6 separate regions of the Mus musculus genome follow, and all the other regions are linked to region 1. The links are chromatin loops, found by intact Hi-C in ENCODE. Cell type or tissue: heart. All regions are shown on one strand.

What was found. Hi-C counts contacts between places; a loop is a spot of excess contacts. Peaks named below come from ENCODE experiments on the same cell type or tissue, not always from the same donor. Only the 100,000 strongest peaks of a DNase experiment are listed, where the experiment ranks them.
Region 2: a loop joins it to region 1, with 5 times the contacts of the local background. A loop is called at or near these places in 28 of 42 quality-filtered maps.
Region 3: a loop joins it to region 1, with 9 times the contacts of the local background. A loop is called at or near these places in 30 of 42 quality-filtered maps.
Region 4: a loop joins it to region 1, with 8 times the contacts of the local background. A loop is called at or near these places in 13 of 42 quality-filtered maps.
Region 5: it touches region 1 in a loop (2.8-fold over the local background); 10 of 42 quality-filtered maps call a loop at or near these places.
Region 6: a loop joins it to region 1, with 3 times the contacts of the local background. A loop is called at or near these places in 25 of 42 quality-filtered maps.

The regions. Positions count from the first base shown.
Region 1 is chr7:28,599,680-28,603,679 of GRCm38, forward strand. No RefSeq gene overlaps it. Among named protein-coding and RNA genes, the nearest start is that of Pak4, 3.5 kb to the left of the region's middle. In heart, CTCF peaks have their summits at 1,552 (motif pointing left) and 2,276 (motif pointing left); no DNase peak of the experiment used is centred here; H3K27ac peaks cover 370 bases.
Region 2 is chr7:28,434,181-28,438,180 of GRCm38, forward strand. It overlaps Samd4b (sterile alpha motif domain containing 4B), which reads right to left and starts at 2,011. Exons shown (of 13, transcript NM_175021.3): 1 at 1,958-2,011. It also overlaps a transcript of Gmfg not described here. In heart, CTCF peaks have their summits at 2,477 (motif pointing right), 2,676 and 2,974; DNase peaks (open chromatin) are centred at 1,661, 2,291 and 2,961; H3K4me3 peaks cover 3,080 bases; H3K27ac peaks cover 2,076 bases.
Region 3 is chr7:28,444,971-28,448,970 of GRCm38, forward strand. Gmfg (glia maturation factor, gamma) reads left to right here. Exons shown (of 7, transcript NM_001039192.2): 6 at 947-1,020; 7 at 1,402-3,260. The coding sequence ends at 1,473. Among named protein-coding and RNA genes, the nearest start is that of Lrfn1, 5.3 kb to the right of the region's middle. In heart, a CTCF peak has its summit at 1,649 (motif pointing right); a DNase peak (open chromatin) is centred at 1,681; H3K27ac peaks cover 270 bases; H3K27me3 peaks cover 1,100 bases.
Region 4 is chr7:28,488,775-28,492,774 of GRCm38, forward strand. No RefSeq gene overlaps it. Among named protein-coding and RNA genes, the nearest start is that of Ifnl2, 20 kb to the right of the region's middle. In heart, a CTCF peak has its summit at 1,893 (motif pointing right); no DNase peak of the experiment used is centred here; H3K4me3 peaks cover 314 bases; H3K27me3 peaks cover 813 bases.
Region 5 is chr7:28,530,333-28,534,332 of GRCm38, forward strand. No RefSeq gene overlaps it. Among named protein-coding and RNA genes, the nearest start is that of Sycn, 8.6 kb to the right of the region's middle. In heart, no CTCF peak of the experiment used is centred here; no DNase peak of the experiment used is centred here.
Region 6 is chr7:28,725,305-28,729,304 of GRCm38, forward strand. All of the region lies in intron 2 of Fbxo17 (F-box protein 17), which reads left to right. Among named protein-coding and RNA genes, the nearest start is that of Fbxo17, 11 kb to the left of the region's middle. In heart, CTCF peaks have their summits at 1,544 (motif pointing left) and 2,474 (motif pointing left); no DNase peak of the experiment used is centred here; H3K4me3 peaks cover 277 bases.

The DNA of each region.
Region 1 (4,000 bases):
CCCTATCTCTCCCTTCAGCTTATGTCCACTTGAACTCAAGGCCTCCGATGCACTAAGAGAGTCTTTTAGCACTGGGATTACAGGCACGTGTCTCCTTACCATGCCTGGAAGAATGGTCTGAAATATATATCTTAAAAAAACGATTTATGGGGAGAACTGGAAGGAGTGGAGGGATGGGACACTGCAGTTGAGAAGTAATGTATGAAAGAAGAGTAAATAAATTTAAAAATTATTCCCGCTGGGCAGTGGTGGTGCACGCCTTTAATCCCAGCACTCAGGAGGCAGAGGCAGGCGGATTTCTGAGTTCGAGGCCAGCCTGGTCTACAGAGTGAGTTCTAGGACAGCCAGGGCTATACAGAGAAACCCTGTCTCGAAAAACCAAAGAATAAAAAATAAAATAAATAATTATTCCCCACCCCAGAAAAATAAGTAGGTTTAAAGAAATATTCCCCATCCCTCTGTGTGTGTGTGTGTGTGTGTGTGTGTGTGTGTGTACCCCTCTGCGTGTGTGTGTTCTCAGAGGCTAGAAGAGGGCCTCTGAAAAAGCAACAAGTGCTCTTACGGACGGAGCCATTTCTCCAGCCCCAGAAAAATACCTTTTAAAACTAAGACTATATACATCATCAGTGACTCTTGATGTCAATAAATATTCTTCAAGAAGATTAATCTTGGGGCTGCCTAAGAAGCCATCCTACTAATTGACTCTAATTTGCTCAGCCACACTTTCCTCATTGAGCTCCTGTGCTGTGGTACACAGTTTGCTTTTAGAAACCATCATCCACAAAAATAAAAAAAACAAGCCCAAGCAGCTACATAATTGTTTCCTTTGAATACACGAGTGATGGGCTAGAGGAAATGTGAGCGAGTTCACCTTATCTTCTAAACTCTGAGTGTGGGGTCGGGAGCTGGGGATTGAGCCCAGGACTGTAAGAGAATCTTGACTGGTTCTGAATAAGTGAGGCACACTCTCAGCTCCTGAAGAACTGTTTGCTTGTATTTGGTTTTGTTTTAGACAAAGTCTCATGCAGCCCAGGCTCATGCCTGGAACTCAGGATGTAGCCAAGGATGACCTCCAGCTGATGATCTGTCTGCTCCCACATCCCTCGTGTTGGGAAGACAGGGGTGACCGCCATTGCCTCCCTAGAGATACAAACCACTTGTAGCAACGATGCTACAAGAGGCAGTGGGTGCTCTATACTCTCTCTCCCTTTCTCTCTCCCTCTTCCTCTCCCCCTCCTCTCCCCCTCCCCACCCCCCTGTCTTTCTTTTCTCCCTAGGTTCTTTTTTTTCCAAGACAAGGTTTCTCTGTGTGGCCCTGGCTGTTCTTGAACTTGCTCTGTAGACCAGATAGGCCTCAAACTTAGAAATCCACCTGCCTCTGACTCCCGAGTGCTGGGATTAAATGCGTGCCCCGCCATGCCCAGCTATTCTGAACATTTTTACGAACCTGGAATTTTATGCTAAAGTGGAATTATTGGTTTCTAGTTCACCCTAGAGACCAAAGTTGGGAGAATTCTAGGTGCTCGTTCATTCACCGGCTGCCCTCTGCTGCCTCCCTATGGTCGGGGACACACATCGCAAGATCATACAAGGGATTCATCACTTTGGCCTGTATTCTCACCGGTGTTTAAACACTCTTGTTGTTCACACTTTGGCCTGCATTCGAAGTATTCTCACCGGTGTTTAAACACTCTTGTTGTTTTTCCTCTTTCTTTATATTTGCTTGTTTTGCCTGTGTATGACTGTGTACCAGAGTGAGGGGGACAAAGAAAATGTTCTCTGTTTCTTCTGTGTGATTCCCAGGATTGAATTCAGGCCATTGAGCAAGCGCCTTTACACGCTGAGCTATCTCCCCAGCCCCCTTAATAGATTTTAAACCGAGGTCTGACTTCAAAACCTATGCTCACACTGGCTCAATAAATATATACACTGAGCACTCGCTGTGAGCCAATCACATTGAATAATGATAATGCCAACATTGACAGAGTATGCAATGCGGCAGGCCATGTAACATACACTCCCTTAGAATTTGCAGTAGGGTTCTCCCAGGAAGATGTAAAATTAACATCTGTCTCCACGCAGGGATGGTGCATGCCAACAACCAATGGAATGACTCACGCACGTTTATTAGGGGTTATTTATGGGGCTGTGGAGAGCTACAAATGACTGCACCCCCTCCCAAGAACACCTCCCCCCCACCCCGTTCATTTACTCCCCAAATGGTACAAATCAGGGCTTAGACCGCCACCTAGTGTTAGAACAGCAAACTTCAGGGCCTGGGTAACAACCAGACTCTAGGAAAAATTTGTGTTTATTTCTTGGCCCTTAAGAAAGGGTGCTGTTGGTGTCGGCAGAAGCTGTTTGAGCCTGGGAAGGTTGGCTTGTCTTACTGCAGTCTGTCATGAAGAACTGCTAAATGGTGGCTTGAAAGACAAAGTTATTTCAGCTAAGATTTGGAGGGCTGTTATCACTGAAGTCCTCACAAAAATCCATATGCACTATTGATATTCCCATTCAAAAGGCGTGAAAATTAAGGCACAGAAAACGTACATAATCCCCAAATCACACAGGCATTCTGATTTCAAATGTCTAGACTTCTAATCACTTCTGGTCCCCTCCCGACCACCGGAAAAATAACATAAATAAAATTTAAAAACATAAAATAAAATGATGAGGACTAGAAAGTTCTGTGCTGTCAAATAATCCCACGTGGCCATAAAAAGAACATGTAGAGATGAAGATGCAATTTACCTGGAGGGTGTTTGCCTGGAGTCTGTCAGGGAGGGGACTAGGGATGGGTAGAGCCCCCAAGAAGAATCCCCCAGTGAGGGTCTGGGTGTGTGGCCCAGTGGTAAAGCCCCTGCCTAGAATCCCCAGTGAGGAGTTGGGGGCATGGCTCAGTGGTGTAGCCCCTACCTAGAATCCCTCAGTGAGGAAGGGGCTGGTACTCTGACTGACCTGTGGAGCAAATAGACTGGGCTGGTTGAAAGAAGCCATTTTCTAAAGGTCGGTACTGCATAGCTCCATTCCTAGTATCGTAGGAAAGGCAAATCTAATCGATAATGACCACATTAGATTAGTTGATGCTAGAGGCTGATGGGAGTGGGGTTGCTGCAGGGGAATCTGAGCGATAGAAATATTCTCTCACAAGCAAGGGCACGGGGCCACCTCTGTGTAATCCCAGCATCCAAAAAGTGGAGGCACAGGGATCAGAAGTTCAAGTCCACCCCCAACTATATCACGAATTCATGGCCAGCCTGAGCTACATGAGAAACAAAACCAGGAATCTCCCTCTAGTCTCAGCCTAGAACACAATGATCCCCCTGCCTCTGTCTTCATGAGTGGAGTCATGAGTCAGCACACCCTGCTTCATTTTTTCTGCTTATATTCACTAATCGATCCGATGGGGATCATCCCTCCACCCAGTGTACCCATCCACACCAGTTGCTCAAATTGGTCACTTAGGTGCCACGTTGGTTATCAGATCAACTGTTGGGGTGTGGAGTACAGGTGGGCTCGTGCCCCTCACCTCATTATGCCACAGCCTTGCAGGGAAGGAGGTCCAAGGGAGGAAGGGAACTGTGGCTGATATAACGGAGGGTGGTTTGTCAGCTGCAGCTTGATGCTTTCCAAGGGAAGAGATACAAATGTTGCTTCTGGGTAGGAGTGGCCTGCGTGGGGCTGGAGAGATGAGCGTACATTGTTCTTGTAGAGGACTCCAGTTGGGTTCCCAGCACCTATGTCTAGCTGCTTGCAGTTAACTCCTGCTCCTGGGAATCTGATGCCCTGTTTTGACCTCCTCTGGCACTTGCTCACACAGTTGGCACTCACTTACACAGGTAAACATAAAAACAAAGAAAATATAAAGGCGCGAGGGCACGGGGAAGAGGGACAGAGAGGGGGAGAGGGCGGGTGCTGGAGAGCAGGCTCAGTGGTTCACAGTACTTACACACAGAGACACATTCATAGCCATATCTCTCATTGTTTACTAATCCGTCTT
Region 2 (4,000 bases), 170 kb before region 1:
TATTGAGAGAAGTCTTCAAGCACTAGGATTCCAGAAGTAGAGGAAGTTTGGGAAGGGAGAGTCTGAAGGATGCTGGGGCCCCTGCAGAAATAGTGGGGGAAGTAGGCTGAGTATCCAGAAGAGTTTATAATTTCAAAGGACTAAGAATGGAGGGATAAGAGAAAGCAAGAAGAGATTTAGCCTAACTGGGATTCATCTGACAGATTCCTGAAATAAGACTGGGGATGTCAGAGAAGAAAATTGAGGGTGGGTTTCCAGAAAGTGCTATAGATTACCGACACGGGGCTTGGGAGAAAAATCTCTAAAGAATGTCTTAGGAAGTGGTCTTCTGAGAAAGGTCCTGACAGAGGGATTTTTAAATACAGGGTAGGGTAGGCATTGGGGGGCTTTATGAGAAATCTCAAGTTTAAAAACAAACAACCCCCCCCAAAAAAAAACCCCAAGCATATAGGGCTGAGGGAAGAAGACTCCTAATGAAGACCTGAAAGCATTGGAGTAGGTTTTCCACAAAGAATTCTGGGTGTTCAGCTATACTGAAGAAAGATTAGGTAGGTATGCAAGGCTTTCTAAAGATGGTTCTAGAGAATTGGGGGTGGGGGAGATTCTGAGGAAGAGATAGCTAGAAAAGTCTTTTAATAAGAAAGTCTGAGAAAAAGAAAGAACTAAAGGCCATCTCAGGGTTACTAAGTTCTGTGATGCATGGGGGTCCTGAAAGCTGTAGCTTAGAGGGGTGTTTCAGTATTGTAAGGAAGAGTGTCAGAAAGTTTACCAAAGGCTAGAAAGGGAGTTTCAAATTTTCAGGTTATCCAAGAAAAGTTTGAGAAGAATAGAGGCTATGAGGAAACTTTTTTGGAGTCCGTACACTATTCTTAAAACATGTGGTGTGTGTTACTGGAAAGGATTTGGGATACAGAAGACAGGCTTTGGAAGAGGTTTTGGGAATATGAGAGGAACTCTGGAGATTTTCAAGATTAGAAGGTGTAGAGGCTGAGGAGAAAAGGGCTGGGGTACATGAGATTACCTCTAGAGCATTCCAAGCTGGGGAATATTTGTGTAACATGAGTTTGGAAATCTATAGAAGGGTCTAAGAAATATGAGAAGAGGACAGGGCGTATATAGGAGGTGGAAGCAAAGAGAGGAGAGGAGAGGGTCCTCTAGGTGAGTTTTGGCATCTAAGAGCACTTCCTGAGTATCTGAGGACGACTGTTCTGGGATATGCAAGCTCTTTAAGGATGATGTAGTGTTCACCAGGGACATCCTGAAGAATTTGGGGATAAGAGTGAAAATCTCTAAGACTTTTGGAATGGGGAGAGGTAGAAGGGTAAATTCTTGGGGGTATTTGAAGAAGTCTGAAGGAGAGATGACTTGAATATGTGATGCAGATGGGGGGGGGGTTAGATGCAGAGAGTATCTGGGGGCGGTTTAGGGGCTTTAAGGTTCTTCCTGGGGGAGATGCCTGGAATATCTGTGCTGTGAAGACAGATGACGAGTAGCCACCAAGGAATGTGTTGCGATTCAGGAGGAAGATGTGAGGAGAGAACCAAGGACCAAAGGGCGGGGATCCACAGGGAGCGTCCCCAGAGGAGGCAGTTGAAAGCTGAGGGTGGTCTCCGGGGAGGCCGCTGGAGTCGTGCGGGAGGACCAGGCAGATGTGTGCCGAGTCAGGACAGAAGTCCCCGGGCCCGGCCCCTCGGCTAGCCCCAGGGCGTGACGGTTTGGGAGGGAAACTGAGGAAGGGGCCCGGGTAGGGAGAAACGGGCTGAGTGCGGAACCCTAAGGGGTCCTCCAGGATCCTCCGGCCTCCCGAGGCCCGAGTCAGCCGCCCGCCGCAGCCCGCGGCGCGGGGTCCCTGAGGGGGCGGGGCCGGCCGCGCGGCCTGGGTCGCCCTGAGGGGAGCGCCGCGCGCCTCGACCGCCGCCGCCCCGCGCCCGCCGGCCCGGCCTTGCCCGAGACTCACCGCCTCGGCCTCCGCCGCCGCCGCCGCCACCCGCACCTCCTCGGGCAGCCGCCGCCACCCGCGCCGCTGCCGCCGCCGCCGCCGCCGCCGTCGCCCCCTCTCTGGCCCGAGAGCTCCCCTCCCTCCTCCCGCACCGACCACCGCCGCCGCCGCCGCCGCCGCCGTCGCGCTGCGTCACCGCGCCGTGCGTCACCGCCCCTGGCCCCGCCCCGGAGGGCCACTGTGCGCCAGCATTAGCTCACACCCTATTGACAGACGGTGAGCCCAGCCAACTGGCGGCGAGGGCAGACCGAAGGGTGGGAGGTGTGCGGCAAGAAAGGCGGGGTCTTGGCCTGGAGGGGAGCGACAGGGCTGGAAGGAGGCCTGAGAGGCCCGCCCCCTCCTCACTACGATTGGTCTGACGAGAAGGTGACGGACAGACGGACAGGCCCCGGGCGGAGAGCAGAGGGCCGGGAAGAGGAGGGGCGCGCGCCGCGTTGCCCCGGGCAACGGTCTGGCGAAGCCCGCGATTGGACCTACGGACCCGCAGGGGGCAGTCTCGCGCCGGTCTAACTCAGTAGCGGCGAACCCAGTCACAATTCCTCATTCTGGCGTTCAAGGACCCCCTCCTCTCCGCCCCTCGGTCACACCCCGCCCAGGGTTTGTGTCCGGTAGTACCATCGCCCTTTGGGATGACAATGCTGCCTCCTGGCTCCTGGTATCGATCGGCCGCGCCTCAAGTGACACCTCAAGATGAGCGAGGTCGACCCTTTAAGGGTGGAAAGAGATAAGACCCCACACATAAGAGGCTGTCAATAAATGGAGATTGCTTCCATCACTCTTGTCGTGATCTTAGTCCATCCACAAACTGTCCTGCGCTGGGGTGAACTGACTGGAAAGGGGCCGGCTCTCCAGAAGGGTGACAGCAACGTGGCTTGTTCCGAGAACTCCAAGAAATACAGTCAGGGTGGAGTGTCGAATTTACGACAGGGAGTGGTAGGAAATGAGCTGCGGCTAGATGTTTGGCCACTGGAGGGAGTATGCACTTGTGCTAAAGGCACAGCGACTAGAGTGACGGGGCCAGTAAGGTCTTGGGGACTTGGGAGTTTGGAAGGGACGCCTCTAGCTTACATAGGGAAGTGGGGTGAGAAGGAATGAGACACAGAAGAGAGAACCCAGGGAGCTACCTGGGGAGTTGGGGCGGGGTTGCATCTGGAAGGGACCTTGGGGAGGGAGGAGGTGCGAAGTAGGCGGGACACTCAGGTGGCCCATTGAACTAGCCTTTTGCCACTGGCTGGCCACAGGGCGGAAGAGAAAAGTCCAGGACAAAGCCCTCTGGGAGATTGGGTCCCAGAGGAGAAGCTCAATGTGGGACAGCCAACACTGAGGTCAAGACCATTGCCCCACCTCGGGCACAAATTGAGGCTGGAGACCAGGATTTAAGGATCATTAGAGATGGTAATTGAGGTTGTGGGAGTTTGTGACCAATCCCAAGGAGGGTATGAGGGGTGAATGGAGACAAGGCTCAGACGGAATTCTGAGAAATGAGGGCACATGAGTTGAGAAAAGAAATGAGTACTAGACCAACATTGTGAAGATGGCACAGGAAAGAGTTGACGGGAACTGGGCTTAGCGGCGCGTCCTATCCCAGCAGAGCATTTCTGTAGGCTTGAAGCTAGCCTGGTCTACATATTGAGACCCTGAACTCGGGAGGCAGAGGCAGGTGGCTCTCTGAGTTCAAGGCTAGTTTTGTCTACAGAGCGAGTTCCAGGACAGCCAGGGCTGCGCAGAGAAACACAGATATTTTAAGTCTTTTTTTTTTTTAAGATTTATTAATTATGAGCACACTGTAGGTGTCTTTAGACAGACCAGAAGAGGGTATCAGATTCCATTGCAGATGGTTGTGAGCCACCATGTGGTTGCTGGGAATTGAACTCAGGACCTCTGGAAGAGCAGCAGTCAGTGCTCTTAACCACTGAGCTATCTTCCCAGCCCACTCCACCTTTTTTTTTTTTTTTTTTTTTTTGGTCTTTGGAGACAATGTCTTTTTAGATATTCATGGCT
Region 3 (4,000 bases), 150 kb before region 1:
GTGTGAGAGAGAGAGTGTTTGTGAGTGTGTGTCTGTGTGTGTTGGGTGTGTGTTTGTGAATGTGAATGTAGAGTGTGTTGAGTGTGCATGGCTGTGTTATGAGTGTGCGTTTGTGAGTGTGTGAGTGAGTGTGAATGTGTGTGTGTGTCACTGTGGAGGTGTCAATAGTAACCAGGTATGGTGGCACACACCTTCTAAAACCAGCACACAGGAGGCAGAGGCATGCAGATCTCTGTGAATTTGAGATCAGCCTGGTGTGAATAGCAAGTCCCAGGACAGCCAGAGCTACATAGAGACTCTGTCTCAAACAACTCTCCCTAAACACACACACACACACGCACACACACACACACACACACACACGCACACGCACACACACCATAGCCAGGCATGGTCATGCTCTAACTGTGATCTCAGCACAGAACTTGGGAAGCTGATGCCAGGCCCGACTAAACGACAACTAATCTGAACAAGTCGGGCAGGCAGGCATGGTGGCTCAAGCTGTTAATTCCAGCACTCAGGAGGCAGGGGCAAGCAGATCTTTGTGAAATCAAGGCCAGTCTTGTCTACACAGTGAGTTCAAGATCAATCTTGGCTACATAGCGAGACCCTGTCTAAGGAAAAGAAAAAAAAAAAGAGTAATCATGTGAATGTGTGTGTGGGTGGGTGCGTTGTACGTGGGAGCTGAGAAGTGAAGGCAGGCATTTAGATTCGTCAAGAACTCATGGAATCCTGTTCATGTTACCTGGAAATCCCTGACAGGCTTCTGACTCTTCTCCCAGAGACCCTCACTATCACTTGAAGCTCCCAAACAAATGTAGAAACTCTTGAGGACGGATGACTTTCAAGGTCCTCCTCCAAGGACCTTCTGTGCCTACTGGACATTCCTAGAGCTTTACCAGTTATGTCGCGTTCCCCACCACATCCATCTCCCTTTCTCACACAGGCTGCAAGCCTGAACAACAGATGATGTACGCAGGAAGTAAAAACAGGCTGGTGCAGACGGCGGAGCTTACCAAGGTCCGGAGGGGCTCTGGAGGGGCTGGGCAACCTGAGGGTCTGAGGGAGGGAGCCAGGGGCTGGACCCCTGGGGTTGGTGGGCTGGGGGTAAATTCTAGACCCCAGAGAGAAAGGCTGGGCCTAGATCCTCAGGTCTGAGGGAAGTGGGATGGGCCTGGACTCCAAGGTCTGAGAAAGGAGGGATATGGAGGCTGGGATTTCTGGATTTGAAGCAGGAGGGCTTCTTGACAAACAAAGTAGGAGGGTGACTCCTGGGTTTCTAGTAGGAGGACTGGGGTACGGACTCCTGGGTTTGGAGGAGGATGGCTGGAATCTGGACTCCTGATTCCTAGGGGGTTAGGAATCCTCATTGGATCATAATGCCGATTGCTCTTTATCCAGGTGTTTGAAATCCGCACCACAGACGACCTCACCGAGACCTGGCTTAAGGAAAAGTTAGCTTTCTTTCGTTGACCTTTGAGCCAGGGATTTGGAATCCTTACTTCTGAAGGCTCAGATTGATAGGATATGAACATCCAAGAGCGAAATAAAGGTTAAAATTTCAGGAACTTAATAACGACATGGTATCTGCAAAATCTGAGCCTCTTTGTTGGTGCCGCCGGACAGTCCCTACAGTTCCAACTTTGGCCGGGAGGGGGCGGACGTTTCCAGCGAAACCAAGCTGGTCCCAGGAGAACAGACACCTGTTTCTCAGAAACCAAGGGAGGGGGGACTATGGGGTTTCCTTGGATGGAAGGTGGCCTGGGTCCCCTTAAGGAATTTGGAGAAATGTTTGAATCAATGAAGGGTCACGCCTAAGGGGATAAAGACCCTCGAGAGGAGAGCGCGGGCACCCTTTTTCTCCACCTGTTTCCCCCGCTCTGGGACAAGAAGGCATCTTTGGCGCCAAATGCTACTTTTCTCAGCCCTCAGATAGGAAGAATTTAAAGGCCAAAAGATGTCAAAAGATCAAAATGTAATTGCTTCAGGCACTCAGGAGGATGCTGAGGGATGGATGTTTTGAGGTTTTGCTAAGCTTGAAGGCCCAGGACTGTGGGGAGAGAGAATTCAGAACTCTCAGTGAGCCCCAGAGGGCTTGAAGAGTCAGGGAAAGGATACTCCCTATACGCTAGCCTTTTTTCTTTTTCTTTCTTTTTTCTTGGCACATCAGGGCATTGAATTTTCTCAAACCTCTGTTTCTCTTTGAAGGACATGTGTTGAGCACCCAAGCCATACAGGGCTCTGAGATGGGCAGTCACCACAAAGATGAATCATACTTTCTCTGCTTCTCCCAGTGTCTCCCATGGCTCCTCAATCCTCACACCCAAGGCCCCTGGAACTCCCTCCCTCCACCTCTTTCCAGGTTCCCCGTTGAGAGGTGGCCGTTGCCATGGTAACAATGACACAGTGACCTTGGGCCTGGGCTGTCCCTCCCCCAACCCTGGTGCTCTTAGACGAGCCTAAAAGGGAATTCTAACCCTGCCTCTCCCTCTCAGCCTTCAGATTCTTCCCCCCTTCAATCCGTGTTCTTTTATCCCCAGTCAAGACAAACCCTTGTCGAGAAGTTCTGCATAGAATATCTCTAAACTGGGCTATGGAGAAATGCCCTTAGCTTTCCATGTTCTGGGACATGTGGATCAAGCTGTCTCCGCCCTGCTAGAGGCTCCACCCCACCTATGTTTCTTCTGATCACAGCCTCAGTTCCCAATGGCTGGAGGTGGGAAAGAGAGGTCTGGGGATAAGAAGAGGCATCGAGGCCAAGCAACCGCCGCTGGCTTGCCGAGATCATGGAACTTGTCACAACAGTCACAACCTCAAATGCATAACAGCTAACTCTCCCACTGAGCGCTTCCTACGAGTCAAGGATCTGTGGGCACCATACGGGCATAGTTTAATTAACCTCACTCTGAAGACAAAGAAACCGAGGCACAGAAGGTGAAGCCATAGACTATCCCAGGCCCAAAGACCACACTATGGTTTTTTTATGCAAGAACTCAACAGCCATTTCTTTTCCCCCTCCATCCTCACTATCCTTCAGAGTTGAACTGGCTTTTCGGGTAGAACTGCAAATAACCCAATCAGAAAGGACCATGTAGGTGACTCGCCCAATCAAGAGCAAATCTGGAAAGCAAAGACTAACCAAAGGGGCGGAGGGGTGGTTCGATGGGTTCAGTCTTTTAAGAAGTACCAGCACCCTGATGTTAACTTATTTATTTACTTTTTAAAATTTTGATGTATTTTATTACATTGTATTTGTGTGTGTGTGTGTGTGTGTGTGTATTCTTTGGGCAGGAAGGCAAAAATGCAGAGTGTGGCTTAGGCATTAGTGGGTGGGGCTTAGACTTGTGGGTGGAACCTAGGATAAATACTATAATTAAGTCTCGAAGTGGGTGGTGGTGGTGGTGGTGGTGGTGGTGGTGGTGGTGGTGGTGGTGGTGGAGGAGGTGCAGTGATCGGGTATGACTGCAATCCCAGCACCTGGAAGGCACAGGCAGGCGGATCTCTGTGGACTGGAGGCCAGTCTGGTCTATAAAGTGAGTTCCAGGACAGCTAAAGCTACTGAGAAATCCTAATCTGGAAAAACCAAAGAAGAGTAAGAATCCTGAGTTTCAGGTTGGGCGTGGTGGCGCACGCCTTTACTCCCAACACTTGAGAGGCAGAGGCCCGCAGATATCTCTGAGTTCAAGGCCAGGTTGGTTTACACAGCAAATTCTGGGCCAGGTTGCCATACAGAGCTAGATTTGTGCTTTAGGGCAGGGCTTAAGAGGCAGCAGGTAGCCCTGGCAGTAGTGGCACATGCCTTTAATCCCAGCACTTGGGAGGCTGAGGCAGGCGGATTTCTGAGTTTGAAGTCAGCCTGGTCTACAGAGTGAGTTCAAGGACAGCCAGGGCTACACAGAGAAACCCTGTCTCAAAAAACCAAAAAAAAAAAAAAAGAGGCAGCAAGCAGGTGGGGCCAGAATTGGGGGTAGGGCCTAGGTGAGGAATTATAGGCTAGGTC
Region 4 (4,000 bases), 110 kb before region 1:
AGGCTCCCCTGCCCCCCCCCCCACTTTTATACAGGCTGGCCTTGAACTCTCTATGCACTCAAGGGTGACCTTAAACTCTCGATCCTTGGACCTCCACTTCTAGAGTGCTGGAATTGCAGGCATGAGCCACTTCACCCCCTCAAACCTAGGGCTTCCTGCATGCTAAGCAAGCACTCTATCCACTTCAGCCAAATCTTCAGCCTCTATAAGCATTTTATGCCTATGATTATGCAGACTCCTCAAGATAACCCGATACAGTGCTGTCTGTGTTGAAATGTCAGTGTAAACAGCAAGCCATCCTTACAGCTCCTACATACACACAAACACAGATCCACACCACACAGACACACAGGTACATACATAGACAGACAGACAGACAGACAGACACACACACACACACACACACACACTGGCATTCTGAGTTAGGATCTCATATAGCCTAGACTAGCCTCAAATCCACCATGTAGCTGAGGAGGACCTTGAACTCCTAGTATTCCTGCCTCCAATTTCCAAATGCTTGCCGGGTAATTCAGGCACTCCCACCATGCCCTGCTTAGAGTTTGTTTGAGACAGGGTTTTTCCTTGGGTATCATAGAACGCCTGATCCTCCTGCTTCACCCTCTTAATCTCTGGGATTACAGAGGTTCAGCATCACTGCAGAGACACCCCCCCCCCACACACACACACAACCTGATCTGTTGTGATGTGTGTGATTGAGTGCCCTGAGGTCACATGACTCTACAGAACTCCTTCACATTGGTTGAGTTGAGGTCACAGGACTGCAGAACTACTTCCCAGATGCCAGGGCCCTGGACTTCCAAGAGGAAAAATGGGTGTCATCAGAGTGCAACAGGTTATCCCTGTGGAGGGCAAATGTGTGGGTTTTCTTTTTTTTTTTTTTTTTAATGTAGAAATGGGTGATTTTTTTTTTTAAGATTTATTTATTTATTTTATTATATGTAAGTACACTGTAGCTGTCCTCAGACACTCCAGAAGAGGGAGTCAGATCTCGTTACGGATGGTTGTGAGCCACCATGTGGTTGCTGGGATTTGAACTCCTGACCTTCAGAAGAGCAGTCGGGTGCCCTTACCCACTGAGCCATCTCACCAGCCCAATGTGTGGGTTTTCAATGTGATACTTCTTGGTTCCATCAGGCTTGTATGGTAATTTATTACTTTTACCTGTTGAGCCATCTTGTTGGCCCTAGATATTCATTTATTTATTTAGTGTGTGTGTTCATGAAACCTTGGTTTCTGTCCTTCTCTTCTCTTCTCTTCTCTTCTCTTCTCTTCTCTTCTCTTCTCTTCTCTTCTCTTCTTTTCCTTTTTTAGCAAGAGTTCCTCGCTGGACTGCTATTAAACAAGTAGGCTAGGTTGGCTGGCCAGCAAGCCCCAGTTTATCTTCTTCTCTTCCCTAGCTTTTTTATGCCGGTGTTGAGGGTCTAACCCTTATTCAGCAAGCACTTTGCTGGCTGACCCATCTCCCCAGGCCTCTTCCTCCTTTGAGAGGTCTTATTCCTTATTTCATTACCTTCCTAACTTCTGTGTGCTGGAATTACTGATCCATTCTGCTATCATGGCTCAGAATCCTTGCTTCTCTGAATTCTCTCTCCCTCCCTTCCTCCCCTTCTTTCTCCCTCTCCCTCCCCCCCCCCCTTTGTTTACTCAGTGTAGTCCTGGCCGGCTGTTCCAGATCTCATTCTATAGATCAGGTTGGCCTCACTCGCTGCCTATGCCTCCCGAGTGCTGGGATTGAAAGCACGAGCCAATACTGTCCATCGCCTCTTGGTATTTTCAATCGATGATTGGTTGAGTCCACACCTATTAAAAGACACCCCGCCCCCTCTCTGTATTATTCTTTGTAGAGTAGAAACTTGGCCAACCTGGCCAGTAGAGGGTGCTACAGGGACACTGGCAGTAACGAAGGTGGCCGGTCAAGCAGTAAGGATTCTGGCCCTCTGGTTTCTTTAGGTGGCAGGACAGGGATACACTGAGATGAAGAAGGGGCAGCTGTCTTGGCCATGTCCCTGACGCCACACGCTTAGCTGGCTAGAGTGTCTCTAGATGTCTCTGTGAAGCTAGCCTAGTGATTGTTTTTAGGTCCTGTCCCAACTCCGAGGGGACATATGCTGAGGTGGAGGGCCGTGGCATGGGGGTGCGGTCGGGAGACTAAAGAAGCCTTCTTCCCACCCAGCTGCCTCAAGCTGCCCGTGCGCTGCCCGTGCGCTGCTGGAGGCTCCTGCCGAGGTCCTCCTGAACTTCACACAGTTAGCGGCACCCTGCTCTAGGCGCCCTCCCACCTGCCTTGCCTGTGGGCATCTAGGGATCCTTTTGTGTTACCAGTTGACTAGGAGAACTTTGCCCTGGTGGTGGCGCTCTGATATCCCATCAGGTTCTTTTTCTTTTTTCTTTTCTTTTCTTTTCTTTTTTTTTTTTTTTTTTATCCGAGACAGGGTTTCTCTGTGTTGCCCTGGCTGTCCGGGAACTCACTTTGTAGACCAGGCTGGCCTCGAACTCAGAAATCTGCCTGCTTCTGCCTCCCAAGTGCTGGGATTAAAGGCGTGTGCCACCATGCCTGGCTCTTTTTCTTTCTTTCTCTTTTGCTTGTTTGATTTTGTTTTGTTTTGTTTGTTTGTTTGTTTTGTTTTGAGACCGGCCTTCTCTGTGTACCCCCTTGGTGTTTCTTAATAATGCATTATATTACCTTCTTCTGTTTAGCAGAGCAGGTGGCCCCTGTGCCCCGCGTGTACTTAGATCCATTTAGCTATTGGTACATGCCGTATAGACACACAAAAAGCACATGGTCTGTACCCTCTATGTCAGCCAGTCTCCTGTGGCTATAACACAAAGCTGAAGACTGGGTACTTGATAAAGAAAAAAGGTTTACTTTGCCTATATTCCTAAAGGCTAAAAGGCCAACATTCGGGCGTGCTATGTGTTTGGCCTCTGTTGCAGATCCCCTTGGCGGTATCACAACAGGGCAAAGAAATGGAAAGAGAAACAGCCTCTTAGGAACAGCTTAATGCACAGGGAAGCTTGCTTCCCAGCAGCACGCTCCTGGAGAACAAACACATCCCGGAGACCAGCATTGTTTCTTACTAGGCCCAACCGGACACACGTTTTACTGTGTGTGTCTTCTTGTCTATCCACCCCTCCCCCACTAGACTGTGGGCTGCAAGGGACCCACACCAAGTAGGTCCATGTTAAATTCCCAGGCCTAAAGTCGTGCTTAGCACATAATGATTGCTTAATATAGGTGCTTTTACTCCTAATTAAAATTTGAGTGTAGCAGAAACTTCCTTCCTGATTTTCTTGTTGGTTTATGTTTATGTTTATGTATGTATGATGTATGTGTGACATATGTGCAGGTGCCTGGACACATGTGCACGATCATTGGAATCCAAAGGAAGGCACTAAGTGTCCTCTGCTCTCAGTCTGTGCCTTATTTCTTTGACACAGGGTCATTGGACCCAGAGTGTTGATGTGCTCGGCTGGTATCCAGCAAGCTACTGTTGCCTGTCTTTATTACCCTACACCCAAGCCAGCATTGACGTTCTTTGTCTTTTAGGTGGATCCTGGGAATCTGGATTCAGATCCTAGTGCTTTCTCAGTAAGCATTCTTACCTACTCAGTCAATTTCCTTATCCCCTGTGGTGGTTTGAAAGTCTTTGGCCTATAGGGAATGGTACCGTTAGGAGGCGTGGCCTTGTTGGAGGAAGTGCGTCACTGTGGGGGGTGGGCTTTGGAGGTATCCTCCTATGCTCGGGCTCCACCCATTGTGGGAGAGAGCTTCCTTTTAGCTGCCTAAGGGTGCCAGTCTCTCCTGGTTGCCTTCGGTCAAGATGCAGAACTCTCAGCTCCTTCTCCAGCACCGCATCTGCCGAGACACAGCCATGCTCCCTACTGTGATAATAATAGACTGAACCTCTGAACCTGTAAGCCAGCCCCAGTTAAATGTTGTCCCTTTAAGAGTTGCCTTCAGGGCTGGAGAGATGGCTCA
Region 5 (4,000 bases), 69 kb before region 1:
AGACAAAGTGACCCCCCTCCACCCACCCTTCCTGCTCCTATGAGTATATAACCTGTGTGGGAAAAATAAAAATTTGTCAGCTTGAACAGAACCGCTTGTCTTGCTTGTTCTTTGTGTTCCTTTGTCCCCCATTCTCTTCCAGGTGTCCCCTCAAGTCCCTGTTCGACTGTCCTGTGGGTCGGGACATATGTGTATATGTGTGTTATGTGTATGTATGTATGTATGTATGTATGTATGTATGTGTATGTATGTATATGTGTGTATGTGTGTGTATATGTCTTAAGTGAACTTTTCACTCAGGATAGAAACAACATTTGCTTCTCCAAGATGGGACACCAACAACAGACCAAAGTCCAATTTGGGGAGCCAATATGTTTCTTGGGATTAAAGAGATCATAGGTGATCCGATCCCCAAGCTGCCTTCCTGACAGAGTGTCACCCCACATAGAAGGGTGACATACATCTTCCTACAGGTGAAGACCCCCTCTTTAGCTACTTTTCATACTCTATGTATTCTAAAAACCTCCTGAGACAAGGTCATGAGAGCACTTGACAGATTCCATACTGACAAGGGAGGGGTATGCAGGAGGGAGCAGCTGGAATCTCAGGCAGGGACCTAATGGCCTCCACACTCTCCTTCCCTGGGGGAAGGTCTACAGTCAACAGGCCTGGTCTCTTTCCAATGGTAATTGATTAACTAATTTTTGAGACAGGTTCTCACTGTGTAGCCCTGGCTGATCTAGAACTCACCAAGTAGATCAGACCAGCCTGGAATACTTGGTAATCCTCCTGCCTCTACCTCCTGAATGCTGGGGTTAAATGCTATTATGCTTGGCTTGCTCTGTATTTTTTATATTGTATTATATTGTATTATATTATATTATATTATATTATATCATAATATAGTAATTTAGCTTGTGTGTGTGGAGGTAAGAGGACCACTTGTGTGAGTCATGTCTCTCTTTCAACCATGTGGGTCCCAGGGCACAAGCTTAGTCATTAAGCTTGGGGACAAACACTTTACCCACTAAGCCATCTTGCTGGCCGAACAAGTCTGACCTTGAGGGTGTCTTTGCGTAGCCACAATGGCTCTGATAAAAATAAGAGCTGTTAGGCTGGAGAGATGGCTCAGCAGTTAAGAACACTGATTGCTCTTCCAGAGGTCCTGAGTTCAATTCCCAGCAACCACATGGTGGCTCACAACCATCTGTAATGGGATCCGATGCCCTCTTCTGGTGTGTCTGAAGACAGCTACAGTGTACTCATATAAATAAAAATAAGCCGGGTGTGGTGGCGCACGCCTTTAATCCCAGCACTCGGGAGGCAGAGGCAGGCGGATTTCTGAGTTCAAGGCCAACCTGGTCTACAAAGTGAGCTCCAGGACAGCCAGGGCTATACAGAGAAACCCTGTCTCGAAAAAACAGAAACAAAAAAATAAAAAATAAAAATAAAAATAAACCAGGCAGTCATGGCTCATGCCTTTAATCCCAGCACTTGAGAGGCAGAGGCAGGTGGATTTCTGAGTTCGAGGCCAGCCTGGTCTACAGAGTGAGTTCCAGGACAGCCAGGGCTATACAGAGAAAACCTGTCTCGAAAAAACAAAAAACAAAAAAAAAATAATAATAAAATAAAAATAAATAATTAAAAAATAAGAGCTGTTCTGTTCTGAGGCCTATTCTATAACAACAGTGAGACAGACAGACACGCATACACACACACACACACACACACACACACACACACAATAATGAGGGAGAGGGAAAGGCTGAACATGAAAGAATGGCTGAGAGTATCATAAGGGATTCTGACAGCCACATCACGGGATCTGTCCCCACTTGTGACGGCAGCAGCAGTTAACAGCTGGAGCTAATGAGCTGTCCGGAGTGAGGCCACATCTGGGTCACAGAGCCCAGTCTGTGTGTCTGGGGGATGACTCCGGCATGTGTCTGTGTTCTTCCGTAGCAACTCCCCGTAGTTTTGGGCCTGCAGCAATGTCTCAAGCCATCTTCCAACTATCTGTGGTTCCAAAGTGGGTGGTTTACAAAGAATGGTTTACAATACAATGCACGTGTGCTACCTTGGGTCCAGCCCACTCCTCAGCACTGGATGAGAAGTAAAACTAGAGGCAAGAAAAAAAAAAGTTTGTTTCTTAGTTTGGGAGGCTAGGAGATCTTCTCTGCCCCTGCTGAATTCACTGTGGAGTTAGGGCTGGTCTCGAACCCCTGATCCGGCAGCCTCTACTCCAAGTGCTAGGATTAACTGATGTGCGTCGGTTCTCCTCTCCTGTGCCATGCGAGGGTTCTTCGTGACCGACCTGAGTATAGTTACTGACTTCTGGAACCTGCATATATTCAACTTTACAAGTCAGTGCCAAAATGTTTCTGTCAGAGTCTCTAACACATCCTTTCCCCTTATAGTACACATCCCCCCACTTAAGCTAGTTTGAGTGGGTTTCTATTGCTTCCAATCAAAATGAATTTTAACCTACCCGAGCCATCAAAACCGACTACGGGATGACAGCCGTGTCTGTGATATTTCTCCTGAGAGATCCCTACCCCAACAGCTGCCATCTGCAGTGGTTTCAAAACTCCTGTGGAAATCTGTCACACCAACAGTATTGCGAGGCGAGGCCTGTGAGAGGTGGCAACGTCATGACTGTGTCACCATCACGAATGGCTGAAGGTGGCTGAGTGGGAGTGAACTAGTTATCACAGGAGCAGAGGCCTGAGAGTCTCTTCCTTCGCACACATGGACGCCCTCCAAGATCCAGCTTAATAGCTTACAACTATCATCCCAGCAGTTGAGGCAGAGGCGGGAGGATCAGGACTTTGAGGCCAGCTTCAACTACATAGTGAGTTTGAGGCCAGCCGGGGCTATGAGGTCCTGTCTGAAAAACAAAACATGAGAACTGGGGAAATAGCTTAGTGGGAAACGTGCTTGTTGCACAAATTTGAGGGCATGAGTAGAAAGCTAGGTGATGGCGGTGCCTTGTGACGTTGGTGCTCTGTGACATCGGTGCTGGGGGGAGGAAGAAGGGGCAGAGAGACACAGGCAGCTCCCTGAAGGTCACTGACCAGACACAGTGACCTCCATGGTGGTGAGCTCCAGCTTCAGTAAGAGACCCGATCTGAAAAAATACAGTCGTGTGAGCAACCTGTGATATTTGCACAACTCCAGGACATAGTTCTCAGGGTCTGTCCCCTTGGTTAAGCAATGAGTGACTGAGGAAACAAGTCCCCAGGGTACCTGCCATCCCTCAGCAATCGTGGCTACCCATGGCCTGGCGTGCTCAGGGCTGATTTGCATGTTTTTCTGTCTGCGTGAAACACATTCAACATTTTCTTTTACATTTAAAAAAAACAAAACTTTTTGGGGCTGGAGAGATGGCTCAGCAGTTAAAGGCACTCACTGCTCTTCTGGAGGATCAGGGTTCAATTCCCAGCACCCACTCAGCAGCTCACAACTGTCTGCAACTCCAGTTCCAGGGCTTAGACACTCTCACACAGACGTACAAGCAGGCAAAACACCAACGCACATAAAATAAAAGCAAACAAATAGAATCTTTCGTTTAAAACAAAGACAAACCTTTTTTCCTTTTACTTTGTTTTATGTGTATGTGTGTCCTGCCTGTATGTATGTCTGTAACCACACATGTGCATTTTTAACAGAGTGGGCCACATCCCCTGGGACTGTAGTTGCAGATGCTGTCACCTGCCAATTGGATGCTGGGAATTGAACCAGGGTTGTCATGAAGAGCAGCAGCAGGTGCTCTCAGCATCTGAGCTGTCTCTCTAGTGCACCCGTACACTTTGAGACAGGGTTTCTCTGTGTAGCCCTGGCTGGCCTAGAACTCACTATGTAGACCAGGCTAGCCTAGAACTCTGCCTCCTCAGTGTTGGGTTTAAAGGTGTATGCCACCACACCCGGCTTCATATGTACGTTGTGTGTATTTCATTTGTGTGTGAGCATATGTTTGTGCGTGGGAGTGTACACTCCATGA
Region 6 (4,000 bases), 130 kb after region 1:
GGGCAAATTTGATCTTCACTGTCAGGATATCTTGTTTCTTCTTGTTTTCTTCTTCCCTTACAACTACTTAACAAACAGTAACCAACAACAAGCAACAGCAGACAACAGCAAACAACCCACCCCTGCTCTCGGCTTTCATATGCCCTCTGATAACTCCCCAGAATTCCAAATGTCATACAGTCACAAAAACTATCTGCTGATGGCAAAAATCACACCCCTGCGAGAGCACGAGGCAAATTGTAGCCAGCTGCTAAAGACAGTCTGAAGCAGCGCCATAGGCTACACCTGGGAGTGAAAGGAAACCATATTCCCATAGTGCTTCTGTGTTTTCAAAGAAACCAAAACTCTTATTACATTTCAGCCAGTAAAGATACTTGCCACCAAGCCTGAGTTTCATCCCCAGAGCCCGTGTTGCAGGAGAGAACCAGCGCCTGCAAGCTGTCCACTTATCTCTATATGTGCGCACACACACACACACATGCACACACATACACACACACACACACACACATGCACACACATACACACACACACACTTAAAACATCATTTTGGGAACTGGAAAGATGTCTCAGTAATTAATAGCACCTTCTGCTCCTGTTTAGGACTGACATGGTCACAATCATGATTAATGTCTTTTCTAGGAAACCCAATGCCCTCGGATGACTTGTGTCTCAGGCACCAGACACAAATGTGGTGCACTCATTACATCCGTGCAGGCAAGACATTTATTCACATAAAATAATTATTTTTAAAACATCATCTTATATTATATGTGTGTGTGTGTGCCTAAGCACATGTCTGTATTCTTTGCTACCTGGGAAACTGAGTCAAGAGGGTAATTTAAGCCCGGTAGTTCAAGGCCAGCCTGAGCAACATAGGGAGACCATTACTAAGAAATGGAAGGAAGGAAAGGAGGGAGGAAAGGGAGGAGGGGAACAGGAAATTATGGAGGGAGTGAAAAATGAGTTGAATGAGGTGCCATACAGCCTTAATCCCGTCACTTGGGAGATAAAGACAGAAGGATAAGAAGTTCAAGGCCAGCCTTGGCTGCCTAGAACCTACTTCAAAAACACCAAGAAGAGCCACTGAGATAGCTCACGGGGAAGGCACTTGCCAGCAAGCTGGACAACCTGAGTTCATCCTCAGAAACTACTGGGTAGAAGGGACGAACTACCACCTGCAAACTTTCCTCTGATTGCACACACATGCTTTAGCATAAGTGCATCTACATGCACACAACACGCACTATATAAACAAGTGTTAAAGGTAAACATTTAAAGGAACAGAAAAAAAGAAATCAAAAGGAAGAACAATTAAAAAGACAGCAGCCCCAGGCTGGAATTGGCTTTACCGGAAGTGCATATCCAGTCGGAGGCCACACAAAAACGCATACAGAAAAGTGTCTGGAGCGAGATGGTAGTGCCAGCCACACGTGGCAGGAGCCAGGCGCTGGAGAATCCTGGTGATGCCATAGATGCGTCAGAGCCTGCAGGCGCATGCCGCAGAGAAGCCCAGCCGCCTGCCACGCTCCTCCAGCGCCCCCTACTGGAAACCTGTAGCATCGTGGTAGCCATCAGAGGAAAAAAAGACTTCAAGGCCTTTTTTTAAAGGCCTAATATTAGTTCAATAAATGGTTCATTGACCTGTTCTACAGCAGTTCAGTGCCGTGATCCTAGAAAGCTTAAGGCTAGGGCATATTCTAATCCGACTTGCACTAGAGTGAGACCCTGTATAACAACATCAACAAAAACAAAAACTACCATCGGATTCTAGAATACTTGAGGGCTGACAAGGCTCAGTGGGTAAAGGTGCCTGGTGACACACGTGACGACCTGAGTTCGATCCCCCGTGATCCACATGTCGAAAGAAGAGAATTGAAATTGATGTAATTATAAAAAAAAAAAAAAAGAAAGAAAAAGCCGGGTGAGTTCCAGGACAGCCAGGGCTATACAGAGAAACCCTGTCTCGAAAAACCAAAAAAAAAAAAAAGGAAAGAAAAGAAAAGAAAAACTTTTAAAAAGCCAAGCACTTTTTAATCCCAGCCCTCCCAAGGCAGAAGCAGGTGGATCTCTGTGAATTAACAGCATTGTTTATTTAGCAAGTTCCAGGGCAGCCAGGAATACATAGTCTCTCTCTCTCTCTCTCTCTCTCTCTCTCAAACATGCCTGCACCCATGCATGCACACCCCTTTAAAAAGGTAAAAAACAAACAAACAAACAAAAACACCTTGGATTTGGAGTGGGAGGACAAAGATAGATGGTTGCATAAATAATGATGTTGTTTTAATGCTCTGGGAACTAACTGAACTCAGCCAACTGGCCCACACTCAGGGGTCTCATATGTCATTGCTACAAAATGGAAGAGGAGTCTGGGTCACAGGATGATGGCTTTTATGTTGGTCCCCGTGTTGGGAATGCTAAACCAGCTGGCCAATCCCTGCTGTCTTCAGCACAGCACCCTCAAGTGGCCAGCTGAAATGTCAGCAGCTGGCACCGGCCGGGATGTGCTGGGGCCAGCTTGCACCAGCTCAAGTGGATAAACTGCGCGTATCTCTTTCCAACTTCACAGCCCTGGGGCCTCAGCTGGGCAGTGTAATTGTGTGATTCATACCCCAGGCAACAACCAAGGCTATAAACATTAGTCTTCCCACCCTCCGACCCCCACCTAGCCAGTTGTTAACTACCTAGCAACGATCTAGGACTCCCAAGAGGGATCGTGACTCTACAGGGAGTCAGAGGCATTTTTAGACTGCCACCTGGAAAATCCCTTGGCAGTGCCACTTCTCCAGTGACTGAGGCCTTGTGACTCGCAGACTGATGGAGTTACGTGTCAGAGAGCAAGTACCATCATCATAGTCCTTTTTGGAATGTACAGTCATAGGTTTTTGCAGATGGAATGTTAGCAGCATCCCCAGTTACCATGCCAACCAAAAATAACCAGCCAACAAACATGCAGCTCAGACTCTCTTACCAGTAGCTGAGTGACAAGCAGACAGTATCTGATTTCCCCCACCCAAACTGGTCTCAGCCAGTGATTGACATTTAGCCTCCAGATTGTGGGAGCGATGTACCATGGGCATCCCCACAGAGAGACCTGGAGTTCCTACATGCAGCAGACAGGATTCAAGCTTTGCTTGGCTCAGTCTTGCAGGCCCCCTACCCCTCTTCTTTTTCTGTGTAACACGCGTATGCATGGTGCCCTCAGAAGCTAGGAGAGGGTGTCAGATCCCCTGAAACTGGAGTTAGAGCAGTTGTGACCCACAATGTAGGTGCTGGGAAATTGAATCAGTCCTCTACTAGAGAAGTGAGTGCTATTGTCCCCTGGTCCATTGGTTCAGCCCCATTTGTCTGTCTGTCCTCTTCCTCCTCCTTTTCTTCTTGAGTCCCTAGCTGGTCTGGACCCCACTGTGTAAAGTAGGATGGTGCAAGCTCACAGAGATCTGTCTACCTCTACCTCAGGAGCACTGAGATTAAAGGTCTAGGCCACCACACTTGGCAAGAAAAAGAAATTTTTTTTAGAGAAAAGTTTAAAAAAGGGGGGGAGTAGTTTGGTGGTGAGGCCTCACAATTATAAAGGAGGCAGCCAGGGAAAGGCTCAGAGACGTGGCCACCTTTAAGTGAATACCTGAGTGAGAGGAGAACAGAGAGACAGTGGGCAGATAGTGTGAAACCTTACGGCCCTCAGAGAGGAGTCTGCCATTAGCTTGAGAACGGGGAGTTGTGGAGGGTTCTGAGCTGCACAGGACAGCACCTGACCCAAGTGTTTCCCCTACCTGAGTGCTTACGAGGAAGGAAGCACAGAGCCAGGAGATGGTGGTGGTGCAGGTGACAGCTGATGAGGACTAAGGTTCAAAGGTCATCTCTGACAGGCCATCAGAGCAGCCTCCAGTGAGGAACCCCGGTAGAAGCCTAGAATGAGAAGGTTCCTAGAACCTAGGTGACGACAGCGAAACGCTGCTGATGGCTACAGCAGAGAACACTCACCTTGCATCACTGCAGT